Regions from separate parts of the Mus musculus genome. Here region 1 is linked to region 2. Evidence: chromatin contacts called from ENCODE Hi-C or POLR2A ChIA-PET data. All regions are on one chromosome and are shown on one strand. The core of a region is the stretch at or near the end of the contact, and the rest is flanking DNA. Distances in the headings are between cores, read along the strand shown. Region 1 holds the start of Trim59 (tripartite motif-containing 59). Region 2 holds the start of Smc4 (structural maintenance of chromosomes 4).

Region 1 (3,395 bases), core at 87-2,586, 40 kb before region 2:
GATCTGGGAGGCTAGAAGAGAGCATCAGATTCCCGTGCAACAGTTGTGAGCTGCTGTGTGGGTCTTCTGGAAGAACAGCCAGCGCTGACTTTCTGTTTCAAAGCTCAAGACAAAAAGTTTTCAAGCAAGGAGTCTGAGGAGCGCCAAGAAGATGTTAATGTGCGCTCAGCGGTTTGGCTTTTCCATGGTGGGAACTGAACACGCCAGGCGAGCACTGGAACTGAGCTACACCCCCAGCTCAGAAGTCACATTTCTGTTCATCATCTTTCCGATATTATACCTGTAACAAAACCACGTATTTCCCATCCTTTATCCCGTTTCTCAATACTCTATCACAAAGGGAGTATTGGGAGTGTGTATATCGTAATGGAAGACACCCAAAGCAGCTGATTTTTTTTTTTCAGCCCAAAGTTTTCGAAGGCTGACGCCCCAACACATGAGGTTTTTAGGTTTACGACTTTTACGCTTTGGTGCCTGTATTTGAATTGTAATTTCTAGTCTTTCTTTTCCAGACCAACACTATCATCTATAGAGCGCATGAATAACAGTTCATAAATCCTGAGTAGCGCTGCCGGTCAGCGTGGAGCTGCCTTAGTGCTAAGGCTCCTCTTCTCTGCCCCTTCCCCATGTTTGGTTACAGAACTTTCTGGCAGGGTCGGGCACTCTATGGACCTGTAAAGCACACTCCTTGAAGGCACAATCCATTTTCCTTCCTCTACGCCCCCTCTTTCCATCTTGTCTCCGAGGTCAAGTCTTGCTGTGAGTCTTAGGCTGACTTGGAATCTGCTCTGTAGCTCACACCGGCCGGGAGCGGAGAGCGGTCTGAGCTCTGGAATGGCGTTTCTCCGAGAAAGTGAAAAGCCACTACTGTGTTTTCTGACCCAGCGTGTTAGAGAGGACAGGGAGGACACAGATGAAGGCTTAGGCGCGCCTAAGTTGGAGGACCGGAGCCTCACGGGGGCGGGCGAGCGCGCCGAGCCCTCCAGCCGGTGACTGAACAAGGAACCTGTGAGGTAACAATGGAAGAAGCCTGCGCGCCGCCAGCTCCAGAACCATCCCGTGCGGGCGTGGTCCTAAGTAATAAGCAGTCCCTCAGCCAGCCGCCTCCAGAAGCCGCCGGGTCACCCGCGCATCCCCGCCCTCGCGAGGTCCTGGCGCCAGCCCTTCCCCCCCAAGGCGCGACCCCTGCCGCCCGTGCGCTTTCCGCGCCGCGCGCTAGTGCGCAGGCGCCTGGCCCTCGGCCGTTGGTGTTCAAAGGCCGCCCGCGCTCTCTCATTGGCGGAGGCGGCGCGGTTGAAAGTCGCTGCGGCGCCGCCGGCCCCGCCCCCGCCGGGCACCTGAAGACTCGGGCGAGCGCCTCGCAGTGTCCGCACCAGGCTGCCCGGGAGCCCTCGCCGTGCGCGCCGTCGCCCGCCTCGCCCGCCTCGCCCGCCTCGCCCGCCTCGCCCGCCTCGCCCGCCTCGCGGTGAGTACGCGGCTCCGCCGGGGAGGCGGCTCGCTGCCCCTCTTTCTCGAGCGCCCGCGGCCCCGGTGCGTTCGCCGCCGACTTGAGGATGGGGAGGCGGGCTGGGCTCCGGAGGGCGTGCGCTCGCCTCTCCTCGCTTCGCGCGCTCGCGGGTGGAGCAGCGGCGCTCCGAGCTACCGGCGGGATTGAGGTCGTAAGGGCCGGTAGGTGAGCCTAGCAGATCCCGCAGCACCGCGCGGGGCGAGTGAGCCCTGGGCATCCTGGACAAGAGGGTGTGACTGCCATCTTTGAGCCACTTCTTTGTTTGGAGTTCACGTAGGACTTATGCCCATTGTACAGATGTGAACCTTCATAGGTAAAACTGAGGCCTGCAGCGTTTCGGAGACCACCCAATGTGTTGATGGGAATAATTTAACGTAGTTTCGAGCTGGGGATATCTACGCGCGAGGATATTTCTAGTCGTCTTGCTGAGTTTAAATAAAACTTTGAAGCGGGGCATGAACGTGCACGCCTGTAACCCCAGCATGGGGGCAGACAGAGGCAGCAAGCTCTCCTGTGCGTTCCAGGTCGTCAGTGAGGACTACAAAATTAGTCTCAAAAAACCCACCAAACCAAACTATGAGTGTTTAGTTCCCATCATTGGTTAATCTTGTCCAGAGTCAGAGATTCGTTATGTTGTAAAAAGTCCTTTGTGTGGAAATGGTTGGGACTTTAAAGATGAAATATTTACTGCAGGCAAAATCTGAAACATTAAATTGTTTTACTTTTAGAATAACAAAGGATCCTGGAAAAGTTGGAGAAGATAAAGTACACCCAGTGTCCAGATCAGGAGATTGACAGACCAGGTAAGCTCTGGGAAGTTAACTGGATACGAAGAAACATCAGGATATTAGAGTGTGTGATTCCTGGGCTATGATGAAAGATTGAAAAATCTCTTGAAAAAAAGATGTATATTGGAAGTGTATAAAATTTTAACCATCTTATGGAGGAAGCATAAAGTGAGAAATGACCTAATCTAAAAGGTATTCAGTTTTTTGTTTGATTCTCCCCCCCCCCCCAAAAAAAAAAAAAAAACCAAAAAACAAAAAACCATGGTTTCTCTGTGTAGCCCTGGCTGTCCTGGATAATTGCTCTGTTGACCAGGATGGTCTTTAACTCAGAGATTCCTCTGCCTCCCAAGTGCTGGAGCCAAAGCCATCACTGCCTGGCTAAAAGATTTTCACTTTTATCTAACAGACATTTTATAAGCATGTGTGGACGTCTTAAGTCATGCACACAAAATGGTATTGCCTTACACGTTTGCACGCTGCATTTATTATTCAAGCTACCTTTATTCCTTTTTGCCCAGTATTACACATTGATCTACATTTTTAGTGAGCCAAGGTCCTGTATTTTAACCTGGTAAAAAGTAAAATTTTGACTTTGGGTAATATATATATACTGACATTGCAAATATGTTGCTGAATGTTTTCCATCAAATATATTTTCACTTTGAAAAACTATTTTTTGAATACTGTGTTTTATGTATATTGGTAGACACACTGTTTTCACATTAGTCTTCACATGCACACTAGGAGAGGGCAACAGATCCCATTTCAGGTGGTTGTGAGCCACTGTGTGGCTGCTGGGAATTGAACTCAGGACCTTTGAAAGAGCAGCTAATGCCCCTAACTGCTGAGCCATCTCTCCAGCCCTAAGAAATAGTATTAAAAAATCAGTTAAAGTATAATTTCTCATGTCAATTCCTGGTTAAGTTACATTAGTAGCTTCTTTCATAGCTTTGTGGAATAGGTTTATATTAGAATGAAACAGAACAAATCAGTAAAGACTTAAAGTTAGATATTGCTATAGTATTTTTTAAAATTATAATTATATCTAGTACAGTCAGGACTATACAGAGAAACCCTGTCTAGAAAAGGAAAAAAATTAT
Region 2 (3,287 bases), core at 70-2,569:
AGTCAGGTCGGCCCGCAGCTCGCCGCTCAGGCCCCGCAGCAGCAGGACGGGCTCCGCCCAGGACCCACCCCGCCACCGCGTTCCCCAACGCCGCTAGCCAGTAGCGGGTCCCTAGGAAAGTGGCTACTAGGAACCCAGCAGTGGCAACCGGGCGGGACGGGTTTTCCCACGCCCCAGCTACGTGGGGAAACATAGCCGCGCCTGCCATCGCGCCCAGGACGGAGGAATTCGCTCAGGCCACCCCCGCCCCTGTGGAACCATCTCATAAGAGAAGGACGTCTGCTGACAAGTCTCCTCCCGTCGGGGCTGGGGAGTGAATGTGCTCGGAATCGGGGAGGGAGGGAGAGAGGTACAGAGTGGGAGAGAGAGAGAGAGACAAGTTCGTCCAGCTTCGGGGCTGCGTGGCTACTCTCCAGAGCAGCAGCGCCTGCCTGCCCGGGCGACTTGTCAACCCCCTCCCTTCTCCCCGCCATTTAGGTCCTGACGCCCGGACGGCCCTCGGAGAAGTCCAGGTCTCTTTTCCTCATCGCCCCAGCGGAGAGGATGGCCGAAGCCGGAGTCACCCGCCACACACTGCTGAACTGGACTCTGGCAGCGTCTGCTTGGGTTGGGTCACTTTCCGGGATAGTAGGGGGTCTAACCCTCCCGGGTCCGGGGCGGAGTCCCGATGGACGACAGTGTAAGCCATGCCAAGTGCCCAGGAGAGGCTCTGAGTGGGGCTGCAGTCCCCTTAGGAGACAGGACGGATCGGCCTGGGGGAGGGGACGCTCTGGCCGAGCCAGGCTCGCTGCCTCCCCCAGGAAGAGGCGCCGGAGCCGCCGCCCGGCCGCCGAGGGGGAGGGGTGACAGGCACGGGAGCTCGCCGAGCCGCCTCCGCCGCTCCAGCTCCAGGCCTTGGGGTTGCGGGCGCCCGCGGGGCAGGGAGGAGAAAGTGTGACAACCTGATCTAGAAGAGAAGGACTTCACCTGTCGGCGGGTCCACTCCGAGCCGGGCTGAAATGGTGGCACGGCCGACCCCCCGCCTCGCTCCTCCCGGTGTCTCGGCTCCGGGTCCTTCACTCGAAAATGGCGCCTAAAATCCAAACTCGAACGGAAATTCGTTACAAACGCGCGCAAGGGTTTCTGGGACCCGCGAATTTGAAAAAAAGTGCGGCGAGTCCCACCGCCATCTTCGGGCCGTTCGGGCGCATGCGCGGGCTCTACCCCAGGGACCGTGGCGCCGAGGGCCAAGTTACGACTGGGAAGGGAGAGCAAGCAGGGCTACGTCCTTTCTGTGGACTTTAACAGAAATGAGAGTTTCGCACTTCTAGAACGACAGCATTTGAAAAACTGGAGGAATTTGAAAAAGAAGGAAAAAAAACAAAACAAAACAAGCAGGGTCCCGCCTACAATTGTAGGCGGGTCCAAGTTGCCCAATAACACCTTCCAGGGAGAGGGCGGGCTCGGTTAGGGGCGGGGTCAAGAGCCCGCTCGGGTGACTGGCACCTAGCAAGTATCGCGGGAACATGGCAGGGGGAAACGCTCGCAGCGCTTAGAAATCACTATGGTGACGGAAAGGTCGGGAGGCTATTTGGTAACTAGTTCGAGCTCTGAGAGCAGTCGCCACCGCTTTCCTGGAACTTGAGGTAAATTTCTTCATCTCCAGAGCCTTTGAAGAAAGGGCTTGGAAGCGGTAGCGGTCATTAAGACCTAGCTTCTCTTGGTTAGATGGGATGAGCTTTGCGGGAGCATCAGTTATTTTCCATCTTCTTCCAGCCACCAGGGTGTTGATCTTGGGATGTGGAGTTTACAGGTAAAGCGAGGAAACCGGGATTATTGAGTTAACCTTGTAGTCCATTTATGAATAACAATGATTTTTGAACTATTTTGTGTAAGTGACACTACTGAAAGGTGTTGAGTTTAAATAACCATTTGGCCAGCAGGGCTCCTAGTGGGAGAAAGGATTCGCTGGTGATAACTAGTTACCGTTATGGGGGAATTAGTTCATAAGTAGCATTTGTCTTTGTTACACAGTGAAAGGAATAGCAAGGGTTGTTAAATGGATGCGGCAATTCCTAATCCCGAGCGGTTTAGTTTCCTTAATGGGCTTTTAACCTGAGTTTGAGGATAATGATGGTTGGGACAGAGTTTCTGACTCTCCGAAAATTGTATACCAAGTTTTGTGTGTTTTGGCATTGTTTTCCTGAATGTTTAGTGACCCTATAATTTTGAAAAACGGTCTGTATCACTCATCCTCCCCAATGTTAAAGAACCGCTGATTAATTTCGCTGCCCCCAGTAAGTATTTATACAGCAACTTTTAAATTGAGAGCTGTTAGCCTTTCTCTTTTTTTTTCCTCAACCTATTTAGGGTTTGGCATTTTAGAGCACCAATAAACCTTTTTTTTTTAAAAAAAAAGATTTATTTATTATTATAATCTAAGTATACTATAGCTGTCTTCAGGTGCACCAGAAAAGGGTGTCAGATCTCATTACAGATGGTTGTGAGCTACCATGTGGTTGCTGGGATTTGAACTCAGGACCTTCAGAGAAGAGCAGTCAGTGCTCTTAACCACTACTGAGCCATCTCTCCAGCCCACCAACCTTTAATGAATGAATTTACATTGTTCTAAAATATATTATGGCTTTGAGATGCCTAACACTTAGATTCAGTGATTCTCAGGAAGTGCTGGAGAGGACTACAAGTGTGGGAGTCTGGAGGAGTTTGGAGATTGGTGTGGTTTGAATAAACGTTTGCTAATATAATAATGTACCTTTATATTTCTAGTTGAAAATAAATTGTCTTCATAAAATAAATGTCACCATGAAGCTCAATGAATATTTTTTGGGGGGGGTATGGAGGACTAGTAGGAGTACCAAGAGGATAAAGGGATTCTTTTTAGGGGCTTCTGGAGTATTTTGTATTTTCAGAGGTTCTAAAATACAACAAAGCTGAGCGGAAGAGATACCTGCTATGAAAGAAGTAGACTGGGCCAGGGGAGATGTGTGGTGTTAGAAGCACTTACTGCTCTTGCAGAGGACCCAGGTTCTGTTCCTAGCACCAACATGGCTCTCAGAACCGTCTGTAACTCCAGTTCCAGGGATTCGGTGCCCTCTTCTGGCCTGGAGAGAGACATGCATGTGAACCACATCATGCAGAGAAGACACTCATACATGTAAAGTAAATGTAAGAAAAAGGTAGAATAGACCATATGGGAAGGTGTATATGCTAGTCAGAGCAGAACTTACTAGAAAGCTATAAGTAGGAAGCAGGAAGGCTGGAGAGACGGCTCAGCAGTGAGGACCACT

Evidence for each region. A loop is a pair of places that touch in the nucleus more often than their neighbours do. ChIA-PET counts read pairs that join two places held with the same protein, here RNA polymerase II (POLR2A).
Region 1: a map of heart shows a loop between it and region 2 (3-fold over the local background). The contact joins the promoter of Trim59 here to the promoter of Smc4 in region 2. A Hi-C loop is called at or near these places in 15 of 37 maps with a recorded cell type or tissue (Patski, T-helper 17 cell, T-helper 2 cell and 5 more). POLR2A ChIA-PET finds 5 or more read pairs at or near these places in 4 of 5 experiments (Patski and embryonic stem cell).

The regions. Positions count from the first base shown.
Region 1 is chr3:69,042,683-69,046,077 of GRCm38, reverse strand. It overlaps Trim59 (tripartite motif-containing 59), which reads left to right and starts at 1,336. Exons shown (of 3, transcript NM_025863.3): 1 at 1,336-1,465; 2 at 2,236-2,310.
Region 2 is chr3:69,002,770-69,006,056 of GRCm38, reverse strand. It overlaps Smc4 (structural maintenance of chromosomes 4), which reads right to left and starts at 1,319. Exons shown (of 24, transcript NM_133786.4): 1 at 967-1,319. It overlaps Ift80 (intraflagellar transport 80), which reads left to right and starts at 1,487. Exons shown (of 20, transcript NM_026641.2): 1 at 1,487-1,625.